Regions from separate parts of the Mus musculus genome. Here region 1 is linked to region 2. Evidence: chromatin loops called from intact Hi-C (ENCODE). Cell type or tissue: left cerebral cortex. All regions are shown on one strand. Links, peaks and the distances in the headings refer to the core of each region. The heading gives the core; the rest is flanking DNA.

Evidence for each region. A loop is a pair of places that touch in the nucleus more often than their neighbours do. Peaks named below come from ENCODE experiments on the same cell type or tissue, not always from the same donor. Only the 100,000 strongest peaks of a DNase experiment are listed, where the experiment ranks them.
Region 1: it touches region 2 in a loop (2.1-fold over the local background); 1 of 42 quality-filtered maps calls a loop at or near these places.

Annotation. Positions count from the first base shown.
Region 1 is chr15:30,692,267-30,702,635 of GRCm38, reverse strand. All of the region lies in intron 9 of Ctnnd2 (catenin (cadherin associated protein), delta 2), which reads right to left. It overlaps Gm41283 (a long non-coding RNA gene), which reads right to left. Exons shown (of 2, transcript XR_875095.2): 1 at 1-10,369. Among named protein-coding and RNA genes, the nearest start is that of Gm41283, 14 kb to the right of the region's middle. In left cerebral cortex, for the core only: no CTCF peak of the experiment used is centred there; DNase peaks (open chromatin) are centred at 5,086 and 5,386; H3K27ac peaks cover 1,591 bases.
Region 2 is chr15:30,638,791-30,649,159 of GRCm38, reverse strand. It overlaps Ctnnd2 (catenin (cadherin associated protein), delta 2), which reads right to left. Exons shown (of 23, transcript NM_008729.3): 7 at 1,836-2,391. Among named protein-coding and RNA genes, the nearest start is that of Gm31841, 39 kb to the left of the region's middle. In left cerebral cortex, for the core only: a CTCF peak has its summit at 6,094; DNase peaks (open chromatin) are centred at 2,630 and 4,156; H3K4me3 peaks cover 412 bases; H3K27ac peaks cover 265 bases.

The sequences.
Region 1 (10,369 bases), core at 3,545-7,544, 52 kb before region 2:
GTTCCTGCTGTGCTTGAGTTTCTGCCCTCACTGCTTTTGATGATAAGATGTTCTTTGGAACTGTGACAAAAATAAACCCTTTCTTCCCAAAGTTGTTTTTGGTCATGGTGTTTCATCATAGCAGTAGTAACCCAAACCAAGACACCCTGTAATAAACTCGAAATTACTCTTTATATAGTTCTGTATGCTATTTTCTCCACTTAAAGTATTTTTTTGTGCTAAATATAAGTGCATTTAAAACCACCTTTCTATTGGCACACTTTTGGATGCTGCATGTACTATCAAGGAGGATCTATTGAAAGGTGGAAATGTGAAGAGACCCATTCAATGTTTTAAGAGTCCCAGATCTCCAGTGCAGAATTAAATAGAGTATAATATTGTTTCTTTGTATCAAAGGCTCTGTCCGAACTGGAGAGCCCTAAACTTAGGAGTTTAATCAAGTGCTGTCTGTCTGCTAAGGAACAAATATAAGATGTGTGGATGGTTACCGTGATGCTTAAGGAAGTCTCTGTCAGGGCAGAATTTCTGGTTGAACTAGTTCATTGCTCCTGGCTGTGAATACTCGGGGAGCCCAGCTCTTTCCCTATTAACACAAAATAATTCATAAGTATGCTGACTCCACAATCTGTGTACTGTCTGTGGCTCTTCAGATCCTATCCCCTTGCCTGGGCTCAGAGTTGGGTATAATGAAGGTCTTTACTGTCCATTAAGTCTGCCTGACGTTGCTCCATTGCCATGCCTTTGGGATCTCACCATGCCAAGTCTACAGTCATTCATCTCTACTCACCACTCAACCCTGCCTACAGCACCACCACCCTGCCACACTCCAGATATTGACCCCACAGAGGCTCCTCAGACTTCGAGACTCCAGCTCTCTCCTCACGCTCACCTGAGATACTTGAAATTCTTTCCCTGTGTGAAAACAGAGGACGATGCTCACTTCAGATCCTTCATCCTGACTGAGCCTATTTCCACTCACTCAGACCTTTTTCTTGTTAAAATAGTTGAAATCATCCCATTTTCCTCGGATGCCACTAAATCCATCTTTCTGCCAAACACAAACACTTCTCACAATGACCCTACCTTCACCCCACACTGTATCAGTCTGCTAACATTTTATCCAGCATCTAACTAAGAACACGATAGCAAATCTGTTACTGGAAAGAAAATACCCTCCCCCAGGCTCATCTTTAGGAAAACAACTGGAGGTGTCTTTGATAACAATGCTGTATTGGTAAAGACAAATCCCTATATAATGTCAGGCATCGTTTTACGCAGTTTGCACATAGCAACACAACAATTCTACAACTGATAATAAAACGTGAGGTTTATCATCACCATATTAGATACGAACAACTGTGGAATATACGGGTCATGGTTTAAGGTCGCCCATGGAGATGATCAGATTTGAACCAAGGCAGCCCATATTCCTTGAATTTATACTGCACTGGCTTCTACACTTGATAACTTTATTTCTTCACCTTCATGTGCTGGTAAGTCCAGCAAAGCTGAGATTTATCACCCGCTCCAGATCCCAGATCTAAAGCTGCAGCCTGTGGTGGTTCATTATTCGCCTCTGTACTTAGATGGCACAGCGGCAGCTGACCCAGGCTTGCCCTTCCTCTACCTGCTTCCTTCCCTTGCTTGCCTCGGTTGAGTGCCCTCTTTGATCTCCTCCTACTTTCACGGTTGGCATCACTTCAGTTTTCTCTGCCAAATTCTCCTCTCTTCAAAGCTGTTTGCTGGCTTTGAGTGGATTGTTCAAGTGTCACATTAGGATAAGAATAGCGCTTTCCTTATTAGGAATCATGAAACTGCTGTGACATGGGCAACAACTTAAACCAGTGTCTGACCCATGTAGAGTCCCAGGCTTGGGATGCCCAGGTCTTCCTTCCAACCTCATCTGTGTTCTGGGTCTGGTCCACATCTGTACTTAGACAGAGATGGATAAGCCTCAACCTTTGCATGGAACACCCCGTGCATCCCAAACTGGATGTCACCTGGAACGGCTCATCTTGAGAAACAAATTCTTCCCAGCAGTTCAGGACAACACCATTGCAGCTATCCTTGACCCTTTCTCTGGCAACTCCGAATTAAATTCTTTAGGGAACTCTGTGGATTCTACCTTCAGTACTTTCCCAATCTGAAGACTTCTGATAAGCATCCATCCTACTAACTTCGTGCCTGGACCATTTTCTTGCCGTCTGGGTCTGCAATGCCATCTCCAAGGTATCACTGCTCCTAGCCTGTCTCCATTTAGGATCATTTTTACTCAAAGCCTCAAGGATCCTTTAAAGTCTAATATCCATATCTATAAAAGACGATGAATGACTCTCCATCTGATTTGACATATACCCAATCTTAACAGGGACACCCCACAACTGTGCCTTGCAAAAACCTCCACATTCTTGCTCCATCTCTCCAGGTTAGTATTTCCAGATGCCCAGATCTCCTTGCTGCAGTTTCTCAGGGTCTTAGAATTTTGGATTCTCTCTGGCCCTTAGCACTAGGTTCCTGCTGGATGGTGCTCAATGTTTATTCAGGTTTCTGTCCAGATGTGTCTTTCCTTGGCTACCTTGTGACCACCTACATACCGTGTATAGAAAACCGACAGGCTGTTTGGTAAGTTTTAAGTGCGACAAAGCACAGTATAAATCTGTAATTGTATCTGATTTTTCATACATTCAGAATACCTGGGTATGTCACATCTGATTCTGCAACAGATGACATGCTCTTGATTCCCACGAGGCTTTCAGGGATGCTTCTTAGGCCTTTATTGAAATGGCAAGGTGTCCATCACGGATCTAACACCTCGGAACACTAATGGAATCTGGGCTGGGAATGAGGCTGAGGGCCTCTGATCATTCCACAGGGTTTGCATCCTACCTAGCTCCTTTGGTCACAGGTCTGGCTTAATTGCATTTGACTGCCATGGGCCAAGTGCTAAGGTCAGCACCCATCAAAAGTAAATGAAGTCAATTTCAAATACAACATTCCATCTAACTTTTTTTTTTTTTCTGTTAGTTTTTATAAGGCTCAGTTGACCGATTTTGGCAGAAACAGTAATGTTCCTTGGGAGCTAACACCTTTCCTTTTCATGCTCAGAAGAACAGTAGCTGCAATTCTGCCTTTCCCATTAAGATTTTTGTTTATCTAAATATTGGTGCCCTTAAACAAACGAGCAACTATGTCACGGTTTTCAAAAAAGGCTCTGTGGGTGAGGGAATTGGGTGGAATACTAAGCATCTAATCAGCTGAGCAGGAAAAGGAAAATGAGTTAGAGCAACGCTGAAAACAAGAACTGTTTAATATTCAACATTAATAACATGACACCAATTCCCAAGAATGGGCTAACAGAACTTTCCGTCCATTTATGTAACCTGTCCTTTAGCTTGATAAGCAAGAAGATGTTCTCAAAACAAGTACACCACAAATTATGTTTTTATAAATTCAAAACTTAGCACCTCTCATTCTTCTTTTTCTTGATCAGATGCAGAGCTCAACCTACTTTAATATTTTAGATAAAAGCTTTATCTTCTTTCCAATTGTATGCAACATACAACCAAACGGATAATGAACCTGCCACCAAGAGACAGAGAATCAAAACTGTTTCAGCTATTAGAGAAACCAATGTAAAATGGACAGTATTTTACAAAACAGTAGAAAAAAATTGAGAAAAGGAAACTTGTGCTGTTACTCTGCAAGGGAATTTAACTATCCATTTGTGTCGCCTGTATCAGGAATGAAGGTCATTATGTCAAAGCAATGTTGCAGTCTGGAGAACTGCACTATGGCTAATGGCCCAGTATCCTAGTTATAGCTCCATACATCTCCCAGGTGATAGTAGGAACTGGACAGAGTTTAAAGGATCAAAGCCCAGCCTCTGGATGAGAAATACAGTAACAACTTTGCTGTCATACTATGTTGCTTAGGAAATCCCCATTATTACTGCAAAGCCATCCCATATTATAGCCCTATCAACACATGTTACCTTGAAATGACGTAAGCTGGACTTGTGATATGCTCAAGAGAGGCAAAGTTCTGACCTAAGAGAGGAGAAACACCAGGACATTTACCAGCAGACTCATGAACTTTAAAAAGATGAGATAACTAATCCTACAGTATGTGCTCACATGTATACAGATGCAGTTCCTTTTCATTCTTCCCTAGGGAGTGTGAATGTGGATGTTGATGGACACATAGCCCTCTCATGTACGATCCTGAGGCTGATGGGAACTTCATAAACCTCAGCCCCATTTCCTACCCTTGGGGCCTTGATTGGGAGTATGAAAAAGACATCTGTGTACACCACCTCAAAAGGTCAAAACTCACAAGAATGTCAAGTTGAAAACTGGATTCTACAGAGTACCTTCCCTTCACATCTCTGTCCTCTATGCTGAGTGCTTAATGCCTTCCTGGACCTATAGTGCTTTTGCTTTGTGGGAAATTCATCATGAGCCTCTCCTGGGGGACTGGTTATCTTCCAACTATGTCATAGAGTCTGTTCTAGAAAAGGGTCAAATATTTGAGGCGTTTGAGATGTTTAGCTCCACTGCCTTAGGTGTGTTTTGACATGATCTGGGTTGTCACCGGAGCTTGGAATGTCTGAACTTGATTCTGTGTATAAGGGGATTCGCAGCAGATCCTGGTAACCCATTGCTGAAATTGGCAAGGCAAACACCCATGGAACCGAAACAATAATATAGATTTTGGCTCCATCACCATAGTCTATGAAATAGAACACATTCCTAGGTGTCTAAGGTACTATTCCCCCAGTTAACACTGGAACAGCAAGGCAAACCTTAAAGTGAAAACTTGAGTCAATGATCACAGGCAGGCCCAGTTATTTCTTGCTAAAAATTACCGATGGAGCTTTCCCCATTAGCTTCAATAACTGTCAGAAAGGCCAGTGTCTGACTGGACAAAGAATCTGGGAGGTATTTGAACGCATCTCCTGTGGCTACTTCATTTTAGCAAACAGTAATGGGACACTAGATGGCATCCATTCCAACAAGGCCGGGGCACCTCGGGTTACTGGCAGGGGAGAATTCTGGCTTTCCTGAAAAGATGAAATGTGCAAGTCTTCTCCATTTGAGGGCAGCGTGCCATCGCTGTGACAGTGTGTCATTGAAGGTGAAGAGAACCAGGTTGGGAGAGTGTATAGATGGCATTGTTTCTAAGGCACTCCAAGCATTTTCATTTGTCATGTATTAATTGAAAGACCCCATTTGTTTTGAGACTTACATCTGAGATCTGCTAAGGAATGGGTACTGATTTCTCAAAATCCCCAAGGCCAAGTTTCATTTTTTTTCCAGCTTTCAACCCAACACATTATTCTGTTTTTCTAAAGAGTAAAAGCCTTAAATGGAAATCAAAGTCTGTAGCTAAAGAACTGACCCCTTTTTGCCTGAACTGGGGTTTGAAAGGGGCCTGGACTGTTTCCTTTCTTATTTCTGAGAAACTGGCTCAAAGGTGAAGCCTAATGGAAGCCTCTAAAGTTTTATTTTCCTTCATAGGCCGAATGACAGAGTCAGAACTTAACCCAATAAAATGTAGATTATGATGCATTTCCGTACTTTAAAGGGACCTCCATGTTTTATCCCTTTGAAATGATCAAAAGTGTACTCTGATAATTCATTAAAGCATACACACCTATAACTATGCCTATGTAATTCATATCTTTGACACTAAAGATCTAATTTTTAATTTTTGAGTGAAGTGGTTATTATGAGTAGTAGTATACACTTGGAGAAAAATATGTAGTAAGACATAATATATTGGCATATAATTATGAAATAAATAGTACAATTTAAAAAAAATACAACTTTTGCTGAGATGGTTTTATTTATGTCAATCAATGTTCTACAATGGGACAGGTTGTTTATCCACCCATATTCCTATTTTTGTTTACTATACATGGAAGTTTTTGAAATGCTATTGCCATAAAGTGGGGTTTAAAAGTGGGAGATTGTTCGCTGCTCGTGAAGAAGGGGCAGGAAATGGTGACGGGGACTTGGAAGGGGGATTTGCGGAATGAAGGCTATGGAACCTGAGGAGTCATCTTACTCTCAGATACACCACCATAGCCTGAGAACTGCTCGTCGACCACTCCAGGGAAGCATTCCCTAGGGCCAATCTCGGAGAACATCTAGTCTAGTCACACAGCTTGCATGGCTGCTTCCTTCTAGAAGCACTTGCAATTCTCTCCTCTGATCTGCCCTTCATCCTCAGTCCCTAAGAGTTGAGCCCCAAATCAAAACGTGTGCACCATAACAAGTTATATGAAACGTTGCTACCTTCTATTGATAACTCAGGAGGAAAAGGGCTGGGCAATACTGATTTTCCAATAGGAGCTTCTTATACTTTAATGAAAACGAGTCGATGTTAGGTGATCCTGCTGATATTGGTCTGTAGGTCTGGGAGTGGATACAGGACTCTGCAATCCTAACAGGAAGTTGCAGGCTGCAATATGATAGATACGCTTGGCCGAAGACAATGACTCGAATGTTCTTCTACCCTGATAAGATATTCATGACTGAACTTCCTGAGGGGCATCTATCTGATGGGAGACAGACCAAATGCTTCACCCGGATGGTGAAGATTGCCCATGCAGGAAGTGTCCATGTCTAGACTGAGTGATATCAGAGTGGCGAGAGATGCTACTGCTAAGATGCAATCAGAGGAGACTGGATGAGGTCATTTCACTGGGACTGATGACAGTCAAGGGCATGGCATGAGGACAAAGAGTGAAACAAAGCATTATAGAAATGATAAGGCTCTAGCAAGGATAAGTAATCCTGAGATAAAGAGTTCAAAGCTCCCTCATCAGACTGAGAATGGTTCAATTGGAGAAAAATGAGATATTTAAAGGATTTGGCTAGGGAAAGGGAGATGGGAACATATAAACCTTTGAAAGGCAAGAAAAAAATTTAGTAGGAGAAAACTACCTTTAAAGTCTATATTCTGATATTTTAAATGGTGGGTTTACATTTGATGGGTCATAATATGAATTTCATGGGACACCTGGCTTCTCAAATTCAGACATTTTATCACTTAAGAAACACTCTGAGTCTATAAAAATAAAATAATCCTAATATTTTATTCTGGCACAACACAGCAATAGAATGTCAGGCACATTTAACACGGCCCAGTCAGAGTGACATCTGAATGCTTTTGTTTGGTTCCTGGAATAAACTGGGTGTGGCGTCTGAAAGGTGTTTCTGATAGAGTCGGTGACGATGGCAATCACATGCACAGCTCTCATTTTGGGGTCTGGTTAGAATGCAGACCATGGTGTCTGAGGCATGGAGTAAGGGCCTGGGATTCTAAATTTCCCACCAGCACCTATGCTCTGATCCACACACTAGAACGCAAGCCTCTAGGTGCTAGTAAGTTTTGCCCACTCTAGAACTTGTTTGAGTAAAATAATATGTTTTAATGCAAAATTCAAAATTTTAAATTTTAAGTGATTTTAAGTGATGAAATGACCATTAGTTTCTAGAAATCAGTTTACTTCTATTGCTGGGCATGCCCATGTATCAGGATCATTTACATACATGCACAAAGACACACAAATATATATGTATATACATGGAAAACTATAAAACTGCCCATTTTCAAATCTCATTTTATAGAACCTTTATATTCATTTTCAAATTTTATAAAGTTGATAAATAGATCTATATTGACCTGCATATTGCATTTTAATTTTATACTTCATGAATCTTCAGGAAACCACATCTATGTGGAAAAGTGTTGGGCCTGCTAGACCGGCCCCTCTTTGGCCTTCCTAGAAAAGATATCACAACCACAGTTCACTCTACCTTGATCCTTCAGAGCACAGCTCTGTAGCTTCCTACAGAGTTCCACCACAGCTGAAGACTTTCATCCTCACACTGCCCAAAGAGACCTCTGCAAAGCATCAGGCAGATAATGCAAGCTCTGAAAAACCTCTCTCCAGCTACACACCATACCATCACCATCATGGCTGCTCACTGAAGATCCTATCCCAGCTTAGGCTGTGGTGATAAAATGCTAGCTCCTGAATGCCATTCACAACCTAACACAAATTTTCCCACTGGTCTGGAAACTGGGGCCCAAGGTCAAAGTGCTGGGAGGTTTTCCTCCTTCAGAGGCCTCTTTCCTCAATTTGCAAGTGACTGGATTCCCAGTGTCTGCATACAGTCTTGCAAGTCCGTCCTGTGGGGTGAGGGCCTCAACCCAGGGGTGTCAGTTTATCTTTAATCACCTGCTTGGAAACTGTTTCTACACATTGTGAGTCTAGCAGTTAAGACTTCATCATAGGAATTTAGAGGATGGTATTGCACCCATGACATATCTCTTGAGCAAGATTGAACCCCGGGTGCTGGAGAGTTCTGCACATAGAAGACAGACTAGAGGCCTAAGGCAGAGCCCAATCTTTAGCCTAATGGCCCCAGCAAGTAGAGCCAAAGAGAGGAATGGGAGGGAGGTAAGGGTGAGGGGCAAGGTGGCAGAGCAGGGCAGGGGGGCCTAGACCTCTCACCACAGGCAGTGAGGCCCAGGGCAGGCTGATTCCATCCACAGTGCCATTCTCAGAGATCCTGCCCGGTTTCCAAAAGCTTCTATTGTATCTGAGCCTGTGAACTGGTTTTCAATGAGGCCCTCCTGGCTGAGGCTGCTGGGCCCATTTCCTGTCTCTTTCATACCTCTCTGGAAACTTAACAACAAGCTCCTATTGAGCGAGCTTGCCACAGTGCATTCTCATTCCCTGCCACTTGTAAGTGTTCGCTGTGCAGAATGAGCGAATGCAGCACATTACACACAGGCGCTTCATCCTGGAGCATGGGCCGGAATGGCAAGTGCACAGGCCTGGCCCAGGGGCTGAAGGACTTCTTCTGCACTGCCCAGTTTGCCTCCCTTCTCAGTAACCAATGATGTCAGTAATAAAGCTGGAACTGCATTGCAATTTTGAAGAATGCAAATGTATTCTTTCTGAGGATTTGGTGCCTTGCCCTTGGGGTTAGAGTTCTGTTTAAAAGCATCCAGACAGACATAGGTCTGATTTGTGTGTGTGTGTGTGTGTATGTGTGTGATGTTTGTGTATATATATCTGAATGTGTTTTAAGTGTCTCTGTGTGTGTGTGAGAGTGTGTGTATATATGTGTTATGTTTGTGTATATGTATCTGAACATGTTTTGAGACACTGTGGATATTTGTGTAAATATGCCCACCACGGTATTTTACACATTACTCAGGGACACACAGTATTTGTCCTGCTAAAGCTCCATTTGCAACACTGACACCGTCATTTTCCTGATACTTTCCATCTGATTCATGACAAATTTAAATGTGTCAACCTTTCAGTCGTTCTCAGGACAGAGGACAATGAGCACATTATGAGGCGCTGATGGAAACACAACAACTCACCTAAAGATGCCCAGGCATTACAACAATGCAGAGCCCTTCAATGGCAGAAGTGCTCCACTGCGACCAACTTCATCTACCTGAGTGAGCTGTTTTCTAGCAACACCAGGCCTGGCTTGAGCCACGGCAACATCTTTGTGAAGAGACAGGAGAAGAGTCCTAATGGCTCTTGGGAGAACAGGATGCCTTCCTATTGGATTCCTTGATGTTGGTTGCAAGCTTCAGGGTTGGGGGCTTTCATGGTGACCTGGTGCCTCATCCTCGGTATGACTGCAAACAAACTGAGTCAGGGGCTGGGGCTCTGAAGCCAGCAGGCAGCACGAGGAGGACTGACGTTATTAAACAGAATTATATGCTGCATAGCATAAGCAGTGACTAAGGGTGATTTTAAATAAAAATGTAAGAGCTAAGTCTTCAATTACATTTCTACTCAAAGTTGATAGGAGTTTAAGCATGACTGTTTCCTGTGTACTTCCTAGTCACTCTTTCGCCACATCATTTACTTGATGCACATGTCTTTCGGTATCCAAAACAGCGCCTGACCGTTCGCTCAGTAAGTCTTTGCTGAGTAAAATCACAAAATGCCCAAAACTGACTCTGATAAAGATGCTTAAGTGGTATGAACAACTCTCAAGTGGTGTGAATAAGTGTTTTTGTTCTCTAGAATAATATGGCATCTAATTTTAAAAAGCTACTTTACGCTCATTCTTTAACATGGTATTGTGGTTATTATAATTAGGAAATATGTTATTACAGTATGTTTATAGAACTTAGTGGCCCATTTGAGGAGCAGTGCAAAGCAGCAATGCTGTGGTAACCTACAGAGAAGTGGCTTCTACAATTTTCTATGAGGTGGCGGGAGGCACAGCTTGGAAACTGTTACAGTCAGGATCCACCTCATGACCCATTCTCTCTCTGGCTTCCTTGTTCTGCCCCTAGGTAGGCTTCTATTTAAAAGAAGCAG
Region 2 (10,369 bases), core at 2,389-6,388:
ACACCAGCACCAGCACTAACACCAGCACCACCACCAACATCAGCACCAGCACCAGTACCAGCACTAACACCAGCACCAGTACCAGCACCAACACCAGCACCAGCACCAACACCAGTACCAACACCAACACCAGCACCAGCACCAGTACCAACACCAATACCAATACCAACACCAGCACCAGTACCAACACTACACCAGCACCAGCACCAACAACAGTACCAACACCAACATCAGCACCAGTACCAGCACCACCAGCAGCACCAGTACCAACATCAGCACCAGCACCCCACCCCGACTGACTGCCATCAAAGCCTTTGAAACATTCTTTGCAGCCCTTAGAATATAAGTCATTTTCAAAATATGCAAGGAATGGTCGCATTCTTGGTAACTGTATTTCCATTCCCTAAACCTTTCCTCAAAATTCTACACGTTCTGCTATCTGGCCACTCTCTGCTTCCCCACAGGTATACAGTGTGACAGCACATGTCTGTCACACATCAGCAGGTGAGGGAAGAGGTGGGACCCCCTCCCTCAACAAACAAACAAACAAACAAACAAACACCACCACCAACAACAAAACCACCCTTCTGTTTTCCACCAGGCAAACACAGAAATGCAATGGGCTTTAGAAGTCTACAGACCCCTAACTCCTTGCATCTTCTCTATGGTGGCTGGGGGATGACCAGGGTGACCTCTCACCCCTCTGATTCTTGGTATGATCTCATAAACATAAAGCTTGTTGCCTGTTTCCTAAGATGCTCTTCAAACTAGTGGCTACCTTAGAAGACATAGCTGGGCATTAATGATTGGCTACCTCCAAAATCCCACTCTCCAGGCACAGCAGTGAGACAGATTATTCTCTGCAAACAAACCGAGCACAGTCCTGTGGGCAGCATATCCCAGCCTGCATCCCACTAAGCCAGCTAACCAGCTAACTAGCTAACTAGTCTTTGCTGGTGATTACTGTGTTTGAATTAAAGAAGTCCTTGGCCACCTGCCTTGTGCCTGTGACAAGTTCCCTTTTTTTTTTTTAATCCTATTTATCTTCACAGTCATCTATTTGTGTCAAGACAAGAAGCATACGAGCACAGCATCTGTTACTAGAGTCACAAAATTACCAAATACTTCTAGAAGGAAAGAAATAGGCGATAAATCCAGATTACATGTCAGGTGTCTTAGGAGGGAGCATTAGTCTTTCAATCACAGTGTCTTGTTTAAACTGAGCATATGGCATTGACAGCACAGTCGCCAGCTCAGCCTGGTCTGTAATAGGGACAGGCACCACAGAAATGTCACCTCTTCTGATTTGGCAGAAGAAAGCAGCCTCTCCAACTCAGACAACCCCCGTCCCCCGCTGAGCCCCTATAATGAAGTAGGTAACCATTGAAGATGCTTCCCGTTGGTTACTTTTACTCTGCTGCTGCTGCTGCTGCTGCAACCTATGTAAATTCAGAATCTGATTTGGGGGGAAAATATATAACTTTTTGTGGCAACTAATACTGATCATACCCACTGGGAGAGCTACTTGATTTCTTTCTGCATGTAAGCAACAGGTCTGTGTGGTCCTACTAAATTAACCTCCTTGCTGGGTTTAAGTCTTCAGACTTTAGGGAGGGACAAGGGAAGGCAGTCAGGTGTTAGAGGCAGACAGACCACATGATAGGCACACCTGAAGAGAGACGCTGACAGTCTTTCCAGACAATCCCTGACAACCCGACAGCCCCGGAATCTGAAAACTGGACCCAAGACATGCCCAGCACTGCTGCTTGGATCCAGTCTCCCTGGTTCCCCGCCAAGCGTCCATGTGAGCCACACCAGAGCGCCCAGCCCCTTACCTGCCAGGCTGCCCGGCCTCTGGAGGGTGGCGGTGGCATACAGCTCCTGCGAATGCTTGCTGTACTGCTCAGACGCGTGGACCAGGCGCTTGGTGGGCGACAGGGTGGCGTAGGTGCCGATGGTGGAGCTCAGCTGGTGGATGGGCGAAGAGGAGATGGTGGACTGCACGGTGGGGGGCGAGGTCACGCGGATCGGGGACAGGCCGGCCGAGGACACGACGATGTTGATGGGCGAGCTGGTGCTGTAGGACTTAGCCAGGCGGCTGGGCGACTGCTTGGGCGAGGAGCCGCGCGGCGCGGCGTAGGCGGCACCCTCGGGGGCCGAGCCTCCGCGCTGCAGCTTGGTGGGTGAGCCGCCCTGCGTGGTGGTCAGCGGGGAGCCCCCGCGCGGCGGCGCGGGCAGCGTGGAGCTGGAGTAGTAGAGCGCCGCGGCGGCGGGCGGCGCGTCGGGCAGGTGGAAGGCGCTGCCCAGGCTGGGCGCGAACGGTTCCCGCGGAGGCGGAGGCGGTGGCGCAGGCTCGGAGCCCGCCAGGTGCCCCGCGCGGCCGGTCGTGCCCTGTGCCGGGAGGGAGAGCAGAGAACAGGCGCGCTCAGAGGTGGAGAAGCAGCCGCCCGCCCGCCCGCCCCGCCCGGCTGCAGAAGACAACTTCTGCGCCCAGGCTACGCGTGGAGAGGGACGCGAACCCACGCCCCAGCACGTTCCCAGCCCGGTTCCTTTCCAAGGAGGGAAAGGAGCGGGTTAGCAGAGGCCCGCTGACAAAGAGGCGAGAGGCATGCGTCTGCTCCGAGTTCCAAGAGGTTTTAGTCACAGGAGAAACATTTAAAGGCCACCCAACCGGTGATCTCTCAGAACGCCCTCTCTCTCTCTCTCTGCTAGCTTTAATGAAAACTCCAGGCATTAAACGCTCCCATTATTCCAGGAGACACACTTTCAGCCACCGAAAACTGACCGAATTGCGTACTTAGACCGGGACATAAAAGATGCACTACTTAGAATTTATTCTGCTGTCTTGCCGTTAAGACTTTTTGGTCAAGAGTTAAACGGAGGGAAAAGTGCTACGTCACGAGAGTAAGCTTGGTTTTTCAGTTAAAAAAAAAAAAAAAAAAAAAAAAACTAGAGGAAACAGATCAATTAAAATTGGAAACACTAAAAGTGCTTCCTTTTCTGGTTATTAAAAGTGTACTCTAGATGTCTCAGAACAACACCTCTGCTGTTGTGTCTTTCGACTGAAAGCCAGTTGCTTTCTTTGACTTACAAGAACACAAAAGACCAGGGCTGGGGTGGAGTTAGAAAGACAGTTTCCTCTAATCTTGCTCAGAGACAAATCTGCATTAGAATGAAAATACCCAATTGTCATCTACTTATGGGCAGAATGACTAGATTCTCCAAGCTTCACCCAGGGCAGGAGAAAGGGTCTGGGGGAGTCCCTGGTGTGAAAAGCTAGTAGCATCTCACACTGTGTGAGAGAGAAGCTGTCATGGAAGGGTATGGAAGGAAGAATGCTGGTTGGGCTGGGAAGAGAGCAAGGAAATGAAGGGAGGGGGGAAGAAGAGCTGATAGATGCTCTCCACAGGAAACTTCCGTTGTACCTCTGCCCTTTGGGGTGGTATTTGGCAAGTGGGAGGCTGGGCACTTTATCTGAGCACACACAGCATTCCAAATTGTCTGGAGAAACACTGAGGATGTACCGAGGAAGCATCAAGATACTGAATTAAGAACAAGTTGGGACTCGGGGAGACATCTTAGTAAAATCTTGTCTCCTAAGCCTGATCCCTGGCACCCACATTTCACTGGGCAAAAGGGGTTAGTGCTACACTGCACTAGGGAGGCAGGCAGTCTGGCTGTTACTGGACAGCCAGTTTAGTCTCTCTTTTAGAGGTCAAGACCAATGAGAGAGACTTTTTTGGGGGCCAAGGGGTGGGGGTGGGGGTGGGGTGGGGTGGGGTAGGGGATGGGAGGGTGGGGTGTTGGGGTGTTGTAGTGTTGATGTACAAAACCCAGGGAGGCTGTCTTCTGACCCCACCCCAACATGAGTAGAACATGTCAATGCACCCTCATGCACGTGTACACAAACACACACTAAGCACAGCATTTTATGAGGGAGACAACTCTTTGCTGAGAGACACTCTCTGTGGGAGGTATATATGTGTATTTCTACTACACACATTTGTTTATATATAATGTATATGTTTAATATAAATTTCATAAGTGCATTACATATCCCAATCTGAACTGGAATTATTTTAAGCTTACCACAAGGTGTGGGATGCGAGCTCCATGCGCTTGCTTACAGGAGTCTCTCTAGCAACCACAAGAGAACCTGATCCACAGAGAGACTGCAGTGACGTTTACTCAATCAATGAAGGAGTGATTCATAAATTTGGCCTGAGGTTTTGGCTTTGAGAGTTTGAAGAATGTGCAAGCTCTGGAGAACTCCTGTGTCTTCCTGAATCCCATTGCTATGGTCTAATATCAAACTAAGAAGCGTGGAGTTGCTCCCTTAGCAGGACCATAAGAGACCGGGCTTCTGAAACTAAACTATAGGTGAAAATTGTCAGGGAACTTCTCAAAAATATTGGAACAGCTAAGATTTACCCTAGACATTTAATTCCGAGCCTTTGATGGTGGTACCTAAGCATCAGCTAAGTAAGCCAGCTTCCCAGCAATGCCCAACACACATGAGAACCAGATCTCAGAGTGGTGGATTCCAGAGTGCGCTGTCTATTTACCAAACAACAGCCTCACTGCCTTGAATAGAACAGAATCACTGGTGGGGGCCAAGCTACTTCTGTAGGACAAGCTGTCTAGGTGATTGAAGTCTCCACCAAACTTTGAGAACCAACAATGGCAGACCATCTGGTTCTGGGCATCTGAAGTGGGTCCTGGGGTTGATAACAGTCTGTCAAGGGAGGTAGATGGTACTGATCCTAAAAATTCTGACAAGCACACAGACATTTTCCCTCTGAGGCTCCACTCTGTTGTTGACTAATATCTCTATGACCTTGTATCTGGCTAGCGAGTGGTGGGAGAGCCTCACACAGGAAGATAATGGCGGAAACATTAAGAATAGGGAGTCCCCTGCTTACAATAAACTCTATTATGTCTTCTATGACACAAATAATGGCCTTCTATTATATTAACAATGGCATTAGAGAGGGCATTCTTTTTTAATGAATAATGATAAATGTGCCTAATTTAAGTGCAGCTGTCTTTTTAGTGGTGAATGGAGGTTGATACAGAGATTATATAATCGGTCACAATACAAAGAATAAGTGATTTTGATCTGCTCGGTCCTGAGCTGTACTCCACCGCCTCCTCTCAATACTCAGGAACATCATGGAAGAAGGAATGGAAAGATTCTAAGTCAGAGAATAGGGAAGAGCGTTATGTGATAGTGTCTTCTAGCCACAACAGGGACATCCCAACAGTAACTCACAGAGGCTGTGGCTGCCTGCACAAGACCTTAGTAAGATCAAGGCAGGCTCAGCATGAACAGGAGAGTATCCCAAAGGGTTCCACGCAGGAGATGCTGAAAGGTAATTCTTAGCGAGGGATGGAGGATCTGTGTTCTTCTGGGGTATAATCCTGGCAGGTTGTCTATGCTCCAGTAGATGACCCTACATTTATGCTCGTATGAGCAGCACTGTCCCGACTGGTTGGGTTGGGTTTCAAACAAATGAGAAGGGGACAGAGATGAAGTTGGATGGGATATGCGGGGTTCTGGGAAGGGGACGGGACAAATAGCTGTGAAGGTGGGGAAGGGGTACAACTGTAAAACATTGTGTGCATGGATGGAATTCTCAATGGAAGCTAGTGTCGAGACCTACAACACATCAAAATGCATAGCTAAAGGACTGTGCTATGCGTAGCCCCACATGGTAAAGCAGCCCTTCCATTTAAGGCCTCAGGGTTGTTGCTGGAGAGAGGTGGTAGGTTTGTAAGAGTCAAAGGACAAGACAGGACATCAGCTAGGAGACCATGTCTTTTATGTGACAGGGAAACTGCACCCGTGAACTCTCAACAGCATGGCTGCCTAAACATGACCTGAAAAATGAGTTGACATCCCAACACATCAGTGAGGATGGAGGAAATCTCACACAGCCACAGCCCTAGATGGAGAGCTACAGACCGCTGACAGAGGGAGGCTTCGTTCTCTCCATGGCTGAGCTCCTGGCAAATTCAATCCTAAGTGGTTATCCCTACGTGTGCATAGAAGCACCACTAGGTGGACTTGGCCATGCGTGTACATGCATGCGTGCATGTGTGTATAAAACAATAATAATTAAAGAAGAGGAGGTTGAACATTTGCGATTCAGGAGTTGGGACATGGAGAGGGAACAGAGGAAATAATGTAAATACAGTTAGTTCACTTATGTAAAAGATTTGAAAAAATAATTTAAAAGGAACTAATTTAATTAATAAGCTAATTTACCAATAAAGTGGGATAAGTACTCAATATTTATGTATTTGACTTATGTGTATCCCAGGAAAGCTATGGTTTGTAAATACCTTGCCAGGTTTTTTGTTTGTTTGTTTTTGTTTTTTTGATCTGCTGGAACATGCAATTTGAGAGTACTAATTATGTTGGATATTAGCATTTACAAACTTTCCTTAAATGTTCCTCAAATCTGTAGAAGTTTTGGAAAATGCCAGATGACCGTTAGACATTTTGAATGTCTAAGTCAAAAACAGACATATAGGAGGATCTTGGTAAAAAGTTTATAGAATTTTTAACAAGAAAAAGGGAAAGGAGAAAGAAGCGGTAAGATTTTATATTGTCTCTGAGGCAGTAAGCGGTGTTATTCAGTGTGTGTGTGTGTGTGTGTGTGTGTGTGTGTGTGTGTGTGTGTGTGTGTGTGTAATAAAATACAAATTTAACCCAGCCTGCTGTCTCTGTGTGTTTAAACACCCCTATCACTCAGCAGTCTCACTACACAAGCCTTATTGGTACCCATTGAGCAGCATGGTCCCATCCACTTGCTTTAGGCCTGGTAATGTCCCAAACTGGCATGTCCCAATTTAGCACTCACTAGCCAGACAGGCTCATTGAGGGCCTCAAATGCTGCTTGTCAATGGAAGCACTGGATTTAGCGTGCACATGATTAATCCCAATTCACACAGCCACACGTAACCAGGGTCTAACTTATTGGGCTGCACAGCTGCACCAGCTCATCTATAGCTCATAACAAATGGTCCAGGAATGCTGTGGTCCATCACTGTGGCTGATGGAGTAATAAATGTCGAAGAGCAGCTCATCATTTGCACAAAAAATGGGAACCTGGGAGCACACATTTGCTTTTGTTTCACTGTATAAATTCATTTAGTGCCTCTTGGCCAGTTTGGGAGACATAAGGCTATAGTTTAAGTCTACTTCACAATTCATAGGATAGCTTATCCTAACCCATTGTTGACTTAAAAAAAAATACACACACAGTAGATGGAAAGAACTTAGTCCACTCATCTACGGGTTAAGCTGTACCTCAAACATAATTTCATACAATAAAATTGTAAGTCTACTTTTCAAATTAGATTTCAGGTAAAAATTAAGGGCTAGACTCCTTTTCATAGTGATATTTGACCATTTATCAGTAAAGAGAATGGGAAGAAATGTGTTATTGTTGAAGAGGACCCTAAAGAAGAATAGTGACACAAAGTATTTCACAATAACTTGGAGCAAAGTGGTCCTGATGCTGTCCCTAGTCATGGTTCTGCTGGCAGGAACCTGTGTTCTTCCTTCCTAGTTCCTTAGATCAGTCCCAGAACTAATGTCCCTTTGTTGCTGAGAAGGTGAGGATCTGCTTCTTTGGAACTCAGAAGGAAGTAGCTATCGAGTATGTGATATGACTCAACAGGCTGGAGCTGGGGATACGTTCGGTGTAACCCTGTTTTATCTTGTTAGAAAATCCTCAAGAATAGAAACCATACACTCAGAAATGCTTTGATAAAACAAATATATCATGTCTTTGTATGTAAGTTTTGCTTAGGACAGACTTAGGATAAACTATAGTTATACATTTTATTTTCCACTTTTGTGTGTGTGTGTGTGTGTGTGTTACTCATTTGCTTATTGTGACCTTTTATGTAATTGTACTGTGGATTCATGCCACTGTGATAGAGCTGTTTCATAGAGGATATATTTTCAATACAATTGGATCTGGAAGGCAGGCAATGCACACATGGCTCCCAAACAGGTTTTAACTACACAGAGCACAAGCTTGATGTATCAGGTCACTAGCACCTACAAGTCACTAAGCAGAGCAAGTGTCCCCAGAAAAATCCCAATGCTTACAGCCAGCTCTCAAGTGACCTCACAGCCAACACGCTCTCAGGAATCCTGAGTCCCAGTCATGAGTATACCCTGGCTCTAAAAGAAACCACATTGTATAAAACAGGTCCCTGATTTAGGACAGTCCTTGTGAGGACACATTGAGACTTGCCAAGTTTGCTGAAGCAGTCAGCAGGGCCCCAGCTCTGAGAGAGGAATGACATTTGCTCAGGATGCTAGGGAGCTAATGCCGTGAAGTCAGGAATGGACAACTGACGTCACTACCTGGTGACTACCCAAGATGAGCAAGCTTCGTGGATCGCCATCAGTCTGGCAACTCCTTTTTACCCATGTTTTGCCCCTTCTCAGTTTCCTGTGGTTACTTGAACACAGGGGTAGATCTGTCACTTGAGGTGTCCCCGCTGAAGACCATTCTGACTCAGACTCTGTTGGCAGAAGTGCTTTTGGGTCAGGACAGGGTCATGGTCAGTAAAGGGCAGAGAGCGCGTTTCAAAGGAAGCAGAGCTTCCACCTTTGGGCTGTTAAGAGAGGTGCAGGAATGTGGCCATGGCTTACATCAGGAAGGCTGAGGTCTGGCATTTGCAGAAACTATCTTAACACCGTGTGGTCTACATAATGACAAAGTAGAGAGAGTAAGTTAATGACTGATGTGTCCTCTTCCAGGGACTCAGGGAAGCCGGAATGAAGGAAGGCCTTGCAGGGACCACTCCAGAGACACTGATGTCTCACTGAGAACCTTCCAGTGAGATAATTTAGGGCCATCAGTTCTGTGCTGACTGAAACTTTAGAGAAATGATTCTGCTTTCTTGGGATATGTGTGTGTAGAGCTCAGAAGTTCACACAAGTATGGACAAAGCTGTCCACTCTCGCCTTCAAACGGGAGGAAATTGTCAACCCTTCAGGTTTTTTGTTTGCCAAATGGTTTCACTGAATTCTTGTATAAAATGTAGCCCAGGGGGGCACATCTACATCCCCAAATAAGCTATGTCCCCTGAGTTTAATCTCTGTCTTGTATCAAATTTGCTTCTGCATTATAGTCATGGTTCACAGGAGTCAGACAACTTTTCCTCTACACTGGTCTCTAGAAGGGGGTGCCAACCTACAACTTCAAAAATCCTGGTACTGTAAGAGAGACTTGAGTTTTGGACACAGTCAAGTCAAATGATGTGCTGCTTGTCTAGCCATCCTCCAGAGGGGCTCTGGCTTTGATGGAAACTGATAAATAACATAAAGAGAAGAGACAGTGTTTATGCATAGGGCCTGCGTTGTTCCTGAAGGCATTAACTGCCAAGGTGGTGAGCATCACTGGGAAAGGAAGGGCTAATAAAATTGTGGGTAACATCTCACTGACAACTTCAACTTTACTGAAAAAAAAATGAATATAGGTTTTTCCCCTCAGATAAAGGGTCCAAAGGCCAAGTATCATGGTGTGCATCCTCATGGAGGCAACCCTTATTGCTTCCTCCTTAACTGAGGGTCCCAAAATCATGGAAAGTATTGAAGGGAGGAGAAGAAGGAGGACGAAGAGGAAGAGGACAGGGGAGAGAGGAGAAGGTGCAATAAGAAGGTGTGGAAGAGGGAGAACACATATTGTAGATATTGAGAGATCCTACAAGCCACCTGCCCCTAGCCATGCAGACAGGGGATGCCAATATTAAAATTCTATTAAGTATTTCATGTAGAGCCATTTCTGTAAGTTCCAATAGAAAGAAAAGTGGAGACGAAAACACAATACAAGGACACAAAGGTCCTACAGACAGTTATCATAAATAATACATAGGAAGGGTATCTCGGTGGCAGATCTTTTGAAAGTCTACATGAACACTGGTAAAAATATATATCCATGAAACTTTCACTTCGGCATGAAGCTCTGTCAGAACAACTTTAATAATCTAAATATTTGCACAGAAAAGGGAACGTAAGCTTGGAGCACAAATATAAACTCCTTGCCATACAAAACGCTTTGATTGTCAAAGCCAGATTCAACATATTTATGCTAGAGAGAGAAAATGGGGGAAGACTTGAAAGCAAAGCTAGGAGGAATGCAGATTTACAAGAAGCAAGCATTTTAAAACTATCTGGAAAAGAGAGAGAGGGGGGAAAAACACTTGCCAGAACCCCACAGGTATGCCAAGGAAAACACGTAAAACAACATGCCCTCTCCCCTGAATGCCCATGCTGGGTGCATTCTGTGGAGTCTACACGGCATCTACATCTATGCAAAGCTGTGTTTTCTAAATGTACCAC